2 separate regions of the Homo sapiens genome follow, and region 2 is linked to region 1. Evidence: read pairs that join two places in POLR2A ChIA-PET (ENCODE). Cell type or tissue: IMR-90. All regions are shown on one strand. Each heading gives the region's core, and the rest is flanking DNA. Links, peaks and the distances in the headings are about the cores only.

Region 1 (4,386 bases), core at 112-4,111:
TACACATTCATTCTCTAATAATTCTCTGCTCTTATCTATTTATAAAACTAAGAATAATATGAAGATGAAAAAAGTCAATGTTTGCTAAACCTAAGATTTTACTATAATCTCTTATGGTGAATAACGAGACAATGCTAGCACTCTTTGTTTGACATCACCTCAAATTTTTTATAGCTACATTGGCATTCTGTTCATGAAACACAAGTAAAGCGATGACTTCATTCCCGAGGATAAAGGATAATTGATCTTAACCTTCCTATCACTTTTCCTTAACTCAAAGCACTAATGCAATTGAAGGTACTGATAAATAAAATTTCTCCAGGAAATGAATGACATTGTGACAGATAACCTCCAAGTTACCTCCAAAAAGTACAAAGTACAATATGATTCAGAATCTCAATTCAGGAAACCCTTGCCCCACAGTGTGAATGGAAAGCTGCCAAAAATATTTTGTTGAAAAGAAATTCAAACTTTGAGGATATTTTTTCTTCCTCAGTTTTTAAACAAAAAAAAAAACCTAATTTCAACAAAATCCCAACAATTCAAAATGAAGCAATGTTCAAAGCTGGATTATTCATTTACATTAAATTTATTAGTGTGATGCTTTTATTACCACAAACCTAAAACATTTTGCCACCTTTATCTCCTGATGTTACCAACTAATCCTGATAAAACATATAAAGCTAAGTAATGGCTCTGGAAAACTGTGTATAACTATATTAAGTTGCTACTTCACCAAGATAGTAGTATTCCCATCTCTTTTCCCTTTCTTTTTTTCCAGTCACTGATGATACTTACCATACTGAGCTGGAGTATGTGAATATGGCTGATTTTGGCCACATAATTTTGCCATACTTTTTAAAACAGAGGTCAACAGCTAAATTAAGGCAAAATTTTACCACATTTTTAAAAATCGGAGTCTAAAGAATGGAGGGAAGGTTATTGATTGCCACGTTAATGTAACATTTCCCTTTCCAGAACAAGTAATTATGCCTCTTTAATGTAAATATGGTAACCCACTCAACGTAAGCTAATCTAGAGAACAGACGCCCAAAGCACACTGTCACCCAATACACGAGCGCACACACACACACAGTGGCCAGAGGACAGAGCAAATTCAGAAACCCAGAGCTCAGCACCTTGCATAGAACTGTCACCCCTGACAACCTTCACACAAGCACACCTGGCTGGCTTAGATTTGCAGCACCAGTATACCTTACTGGTAACCCAGCTGCAGCCCACCATCACAGCCCGCAAACGCAAGCCCACAACCCCACACACCCCGTCACTTTTTCCAAGAGACCTGTACGCCGGCCCCAAGCCTCACTGGCTCCGAGCCCGTCCGGAGTTTCCGCGGCCGCCCCGAGGCCACTAACCGTGTCTGCAGTCGCAGTAGCCCCAGTCCACCTTGCCACGGGCGTCTCCGTAGAAACACCAGGGTCTGCCCGCGCCGTCGGGGCTCCGACAAAAGTTGTGGCGCTGTCCTCGCAGCTGAGCCCAGCTCGCTGGGGGCGACCGCTCCAGGAAGGGTGGCACCTCCGCCCACCGCAGACACGGGGCGCCGAAGTCCGTCACGCTGACCCATGGCTCGCCGGCGGGGCAGCCCCAGGGGTGCGGCCGGGGCGTGTGCCCGGCCTGGAGGGCGTGCGGGCGCTGGGCAGGGAGCGCCCGCGGGGGGCGCGGGAAGCGCGGGAGAGGCGGCGGCGGACGCGTCCTCGGGGGCCGCTGCTGGGTGGGAAGGTAATAGGGGTAGTGCGGACCCGCAGGGGGCGAATGGCGGTGGCTGTGGTGGAGGGAATCATTGAGGACAGAATCAAAGCCGACCACTTCGGGGAGCGCCCCTAACATCAGGGCTAGCACGAAGCGGGCGAGCGTCATGGTGCCAGCGCTGCGGGGTCTGGTCCATGCTCCCCAGCTTCTCGGGCTTGGAGCGGAGAAGAGGAGGGGGCGGGGGCGGGGCTGCCGCGTCCCTCGAATCCCCCAGCCCCCTCCCGCCCCCGCACGCGGACCGCCCTCGCCTCCCCAACCTTGCCTCCCGCCGCTGGTGCCCTGCCGCGCCTCGGCTCCTGTCCCCTGGCGGCGGCCGCGGGTGGGGAAATCTGGAGCTCAGCCGAGCCCCGGCCGGCGGAGAGGACCGGAAAAGAGAAGGCGCGGACGCAGCGGGGAGCGGTTGGGCCTGAGCCCCAGGTAGCGGCGCAGGCACGAGCCCGGGAACTCTGCCCCCTGGGGGCGGGCGCCGGCCGCGCAAGCTGCTCCGGACCTACGCTCGGCCCCTGCCAGGCCCACCGCAGTCCGCCCGCACGGCACTGCCAGCTGCTGGGACCGAGCCCGAGGGTGCCCGCGCGGAGCACGGTCTTGGCTGCCCCTTGCCAGCATGCAGCACCAGCACAGCCCGGCGTTGGCGGCTCCCAAATCTGGCACCGGCCCCTGCCGTCATCTCTCCTCCAACCTCGTCGCCCCGTATCTTGCTTCCTCTGTTTTGAAATCTTTACCAAAGTATGGATGGATTTAGATGCAGCTCTTCCCTGACAACTCCCAGGATAAAAGTTATCAAAACCCACGAGGAATGTTAAAGCCATTTCACTGAACTATACGCTCTTCAAGGACAAGACCACGTTTTATTCAGCTTGATATCACCGTGCTTAACACCGTGCCCCAATAAACATTGGCTGAAATTAAAATCCTGAACCGACTCAGGGAAAGGAGCTTGAGCCTTTCTGCTTCCTGCCTCCCACTTTCCAGCCGGTGCCCTGGACAACACCAGTTGTTTGGTTATTATTGGGATTCAGTGAGGCTCTCTTAATACCAAATTTCCTCTCTAACCAGAGAAGACTTCATCCGTCCCGGTTTCCATCCTATCCAAAAAGTCCACCCCCCTAGCACCTGCCTCGTTTTTTGCAGGGCAAGGGACTTCTGTTAAGCCTATTCATTTGCCTCTCCAGAGACTCTGCCTGCTGACAATTTTGAAGCTTCACTGTTGGCTCGACCTCAGCTTAGTAGGGCCCTTTCAACACTCCTCGCCCCCCTCCCGCAGGCTCCAAAAAACTGTTGGCTTAGAATCTTAAAAAAAAAAAGTTACTGGAGCTGTATGTTTTAGTATTTTGCCTTTCAGTTGTTTCTGACTATGCTACCAAAGTTTGACAAGGAGAAGGAAGCCCGTAAAGAAGGCAACATTTTATTTTCTGGCATGGTCACGTTTCGTTGTGAAAAAGCAATGCTGTCTCATAATATAATGTACCCTGAAGAAAACTTGAACAAAATTCAAATGTTTATTGTTAAAACCTAGGTTTCAATTAGGAACTGAATTAATTCACTACTAGCTTTAAATAAGCCATCTTTAGCCGGGCGAGGTGGCTCACACCTGTAATCCCAGCAGTTTGGGACGCCCAGGCAGGCGGATCACATGAGGCCAGGAGTTCGAGAACAGCGTCGCCAACATGATGAAACCCGCCTTTACTAAAAATACAAAAAGCCGGGGGAGTGTTGGCGCACGCCTGTAATTCCAGCTACTTGGGAGGCTGAGCCAGGAAAATCGCTTGAACCTGGGAGCAGAGGTTGCAGTGAGCCGAGATCGTGCCACTGCACTCCAGCCTGGGCGACAGAGGGAGACGTTGTCTCAAGAAAAAAAAAAAAAATCCATCTTTAATTTTGTGGGTCGTTTTATTGTTTTTTGTTTCACTCCTATTAATGAAATATTTGATTTTACTTTAGAGAGAATTGGGTAAAAGAAATGATGTTAAGAGTCCAGGGATGTATTTGTCAAATCTTTATTCAAGTTGTTTTCATTCCAGTTGTTTTTACCCATTATTTTTTTACTAATACTTTTCTGGCTCCAAAAGCATAGTTAAATCTATACTTGTGGAAGACAATGAAAGATAAAATATATATCTGGAGTAGTCTATTTGTTCATTTTAGTGAGGGTTGGCAGAGCTCATCAATCACAGATTTTTGAAATAATAGGTGACAGTTCTATCAGGGGTCAGCCCTTTTTCTTTCTGACTAGCTTTTCCACCTTAGGCTACACACCTGATGGCCCAGGGAAGGCTCATTTTAGGACTGTGGGGAGGCTGCTTGGACCCTGCTCCCTCCCCTTCCCACATTGACCCCTACAATCATTGCTTCCATGCTTCCTGGGGGTCCAGAAGCAGACCCAATTTCCATGCATCTACATACCTTGCAGACAGGAAAATAATGAGAGAGAAGTGAATAAAACAGAAGACTGTTAGATCTGAGCTCCAGAGAGGAGCATGGCCTCAGGCAGTCTGGCCTCTCCTCCACTTCCCTGTACTCTGAGGCCACTTAACATTTAACAGACTATAAAATTGACATACACAAAGTGGAGTTACCCACAGAAAATTCCACGTCCGGATTTCATCATTTAAGTTT
Region 2 (4,386 bases), core at 277-4,276, 470 kb after region 1:
CTTCTAAACTTGAAACCAGCTGTTCAATCTTTGCACTTCTTTCTTTTTAAAAAAAATATCTGAGATGCCTGGAAGTTTACAACAATTTTTTTTGCCTTGAGACAGGGTCTCCCTCTGTCACCCAGCCTGGAATATAATAGCATGAACACAGCTCACTGCAGCCTTGACCTCCTGGGCTCAAGCAATCCTCCCACCTCAGCCTCCAAAGTAGCTGGGACCACAGGTGCATGCCACCATGCTTGGCTAATTTTCTATTTTTTTTTGTAGAGATGGGGTCTCATCATGTTGCCCAGGCTGTCTCGAACTCCTGGGCTCAGGCGATCCTCTCGTGTCAGCCTCCCAAAGTGTTGGGATTACAGATGTGAGCCACCACACCTGGCAACCATGAATTTTTCTAGGTCTTCTCCCCTTTACTTCTGGACTGAGAATTCTATATTCTCATTTTACAAGTGAGTCTGTGAGCCACCACACCCGGCAACAATGAATTTTTCCAGATCTTCTCCCCTTTACTTCTGGACTGAGAATTCTATATTCTCATTTTACAAGTGAAAATGAGGACAGGCATGGTCAAGGAACTTCACCAGTGTCCACAGTTAGTAAACTGCTTGAACCAGAAGAGGCATTTTGGTTCTCCGTCTTTTTGCTCTTCCTCTCTTGCCTTTCTATCACTCTTTTGAGACTCAGGGCAGTAGTTTCAGGTCCCAAGTAAGACCCTTTGACTTCTTGCTCCAAGCTTAAACCACAATCACGCTTAATGACCTACCCTCTGCATCCCATAGCTACCATTTCAACCGGCAAATGTCATGTTATCATGACAAACAAGAGCCAGCCAGTGCCAAGCTCACAAATGCCCTGTAGGAGAATTAACCTGATGACTTTAAAAAATCCCAGAGGGAGTTTTCCTATTATGGAGGACTATAGGCTTCATGAAAGGCCATGACTAAAAGGCTTCACCATTAGGAGGATCTACAGTCACATCTAGGGGGTACTGCCCATGCCTCCCCACCCCCAAACCTTGCTACCTGGGAAGGAACCTGAGAAATGAAGCCTCTGGGTAATCCTTGGAGAAACTCCAAAGCAAACACTGCCTGCGGCTTGGCACTGGCTTGGCACAGGTTCTCAGCAGCTACACCTCACCGGATAAACAATAATGGGATTTCTAACAGGGAAGGTGTGATACTGGCTTCTTTCCCAGGGATTAGTCCCTAGTGGGCTGCAGGCTCTAAATATTTCATACATCTTGGCTTCTCCAGGCCTGCTTCCAACTTTTCCCTTCCTCAATTTATTATAAACACAAACACAAGATTTATTTCCTGTGTTGTTTTTACTACAGCTCTGCCTTTTGATAATCCCTCACTGGCATCTGTGTGCCTTCCACATCAAGCTCACAGACCCATTGGCGACAATCCGATTTAATTTTAAAATACTTATTAAGCACCCATTGGCACTGAGCTCAGTTCTGTGAAGGATCCAAGAAAATAGAATGATTTAAAGTTTTATTCAAGAATAAAGGCCATGGGCATCTAAAGGAATTAAAATTGATATAAAATTCTAAAATAAACTGAATATAACTCAAAACTAACATGTATGGTATTGACACAAGTAATTTTTGATACATTTTTAAATACCTACTAATACTGTCTTTTTCTTCATAACTTTTCTTGTTTTTTTTTGAGACAGGGTCTCACTGTGTTGCCCAGGCTGGAGTGCAATGGCACAATCATAGCTCACTGCAGCCTTGACTTCCCGGGCTTACAGGATCCTCCCATCTCAGCCTCTCCAGTAGCTAGGACTACAAACATGCACCACCAGGCCGGCTAATTTTTTCTATTTTTGTAGACATGAGGTCTCACTATGTTGCCTAGCCTGGTCTCAAACTCCTGGGCTCAAGCCATCTGCCCAACTCGACCTCTCAAAGTGCTGGGATTAAAGCCGTGAACCATCATGCCCAGCCATAACTTTTCTTATTGCTTTGTTTCCTAGGGCAGTTATCTAACAGATCCTTTCAGGGGTGTGTAACATCATCAAAACGTCAAACTTTCAACCAATAAACATACAAGCTTAGAAGGTATTTCTGAAATAATTTTAGGAGAATATACAAACGAAGGTTGGAATCTACCTAGCTCACCTTTGGGGAGGGTGACCAGTGGCATGAGCTCCATTCTGACCAAACTGATGGGGTCCAGGAGGTGGGGGACCCGGAGGCAACATTCCCCTAGTGGCGGTGGCCCCCAAAGGCCCTGCTGGCTTCATCATACCTGCAAGAGAGGGGCATGAATTTAGAAGTGTATTAAAGTACAAAGAGAGATGAGGCAAAGTCATTAGGTTAAAAATGAGAACTAGGTGGAGGAGGAGGGAAACAAATGGATTAGAACAAAATCTCTTTCAAGCTTAACCATCACCTACAGACCTGTCAATACCAGGCTCTGGCATGAGTATTTGACTATCATAATGATGAAAGAGCAGAAAAGAAGGGAATCATTTTATCACTAAACAGAAACTAAAACAGAAAAAAATAAATTTGCATATGACAGAGGCACCTTGATAAAGTATATTACCACGCAAAGAATACTAAAACACGCAATGAAAAATGGCAGTTAGATATCAGAAAATAAACCTGGAAAAAGCAGGAAGGGTCATGGTAAAGCATTCTAACTGTAACTAAACGGGGCATGGGGGAGAACACTAGAAATGCCTTTGACTTACAGCACAACAAAAGCAGATGGGGAGTAGGGTCTATCTTTCTAAAAATCCTGAGCACTTCCTTCAGAGCTTAAAAATCTTTCCAGAATCCTAACTGGCTGGATGATGAACAGCTGGGGGACTGCTCACTCACAGAGTCAGATTCACCATGCTTGCTCAGACAAAATATGGGACCACATGCAGTTAACGGATGCTTCTGGGAATGTCTGTGTTTTCATTTATTAGCAGCTCTTCTCAAATAGAGACCTTTAAAGACTTCTCTTTGGAACTGTCTTCAGACATTTCTCTCTTTTCTTCTTGAGAAATTGCAGTAAAGGAGAGAAATCACTGGGCTTGGGTTAGAGTAGTTCAAGGCCCCACTGGTTACTTATTAGTTGTATGAACCTGGGCAAGAAGCTTATCTTTAAGGACCTCAGTTTTCTTCCTGTAAAATGAAAGGCTTAGACTAGATTACCTGAGACCTCTTCTAGCTTCTAGAAAGAAAAAAAGAGAAAAGAAAAAAAGAGAAAAACTTCAGTTCTTCTATCTGCTGTCTCCACTTGCTTGTTTTCCCTCATTTGATTTACTTTTGACCATACCCTGCTCTCTGGCAAGGTCATCAATGACCACCTAGCTGCCTGCTGTGCACTCCTCCTTTTGACTTCGTCATAGTATTTCATATTAACATTTCCTTTATTCTGTTATATTCCTCCAGAAAGTTTATTCTCTCAGATAGAAAGGAATTGACTGATGATGTATAGTCACCCAGGAAGAGTTTCTTATATTGTCATCATAATTGCTTTCGAGAGAATGCTTTCAGATGTTTGCATAATCTAAAATGACAGGTATCTAGTGAAGTGCCGGTCTTCATGAATAATATTGAAACTTTTACAAGGTTTCCTCTCTTAAAATAGGATTCCTTAAACTGAGGACATTTTTATATTAATTCTACATAGTTTTACTTAGCAAATTCATATACCACTATTTTCAATAAATATTATCCTTATAGCACTACACTTTAATACAAAGTTCTAAACCCCAAACCCAGCAAAGTTAGAAAAACATGAGACTTGCAGTCACAGACAAGTTTGAATTTGTGACTCCGATAAGATACTCTATTTTTCAGAGCTTCAACTTGTAATCCCATGTCATGGCAATAATATTCCCTAGCTCCAAGGATTGTTCTGAGAATTAAATGAACCAATGGATATGACGGTTTTTAAAACAGCTGTTTCATCTTCCCTGGCCATAGCCCCTGCTCTCCTTTCTTAAGCATTTTTATTCTAACAAAGCATATGCAACATAATTACAAGCACATTTATATTTTCATTTTAAAAACATTATTTTGGACAAAAGTAGGCAATTCACAACAGTAGCATTAAAATATTTTCAACTTAAATAATTACATGCACTACGAGAAGTCGAAAATATTCTTTTTTTTTTGGTCTTTTTTTTTCTTTTTTTAAATTTGCCTCACAGCTCTCCAAAAATATTCCCCCTTTAAAAAAATAAGTAGGATAGCAGCAATTTTCATGAAAACCCCTATAGACATGTCTAGAGAATTAAAAAAAAAAGCTCTGATATATGCAAGCAGAACTTTATACATCAATATTACTGTGCTCTCCCTTTTGTTTGGGAATCAACTCTATGGCAGTGATTCAAATCATTCTGTGGCATTCTCAAATCATTCTCATTATTATTCAA

Evidence for each region. Peaks named below come from ENCODE experiments on the same cell type or tissue, not always from the same donor. Only the 100,000 strongest peaks of a DNase experiment are listed, where the experiment ranks them.
Region 2: POLR2A ChIA-PET joins it to region 1 with 9 read pairs; 2 of 35 experiments call an interaction of 5 or more read pairs at or near these places.

What each region holds. Positions count from the first base shown.
Region 1 is chr4:118,350,843-118,355,228 of GRCh38, forward strand. It overlaps PRSS12 (serine protease 12), which reads right to left and starts at 2,161. Exons shown (of 13, transcript NM_003619.4): 1 at 1,377-2,161. The coding sequence starts at 1,878. RefSeq lists an enhancer at 1,906-2,751 and silencers at 2,018-2,097, 2,128-2,387. In IMR-90, for the core only: a CTCF peak has its summit at 2,217 (motif pointing left); DNase peaks (open chromatin) are centred at 1,089 and 2,179; H3K4me3 peaks cover 2,824 bases; H3K27ac peaks cover 2,112 bases.
Region 2 is chr4:118,822,492-118,826,877 of GRCh38, forward strand. SEC24D (SEC24 homolog D, COPII component) reads right to left here. Exons shown (of 23, transcript NM_014822.4): 3 at 2,129-2,258. Among named protein-coding and RNA genes, the nearest start is that of SEC24D, 11 kb to the right of the region's middle. In IMR-90, for the core only: no CTCF peak of the experiment used is centred there; no DNase peak of the experiment used is centred there.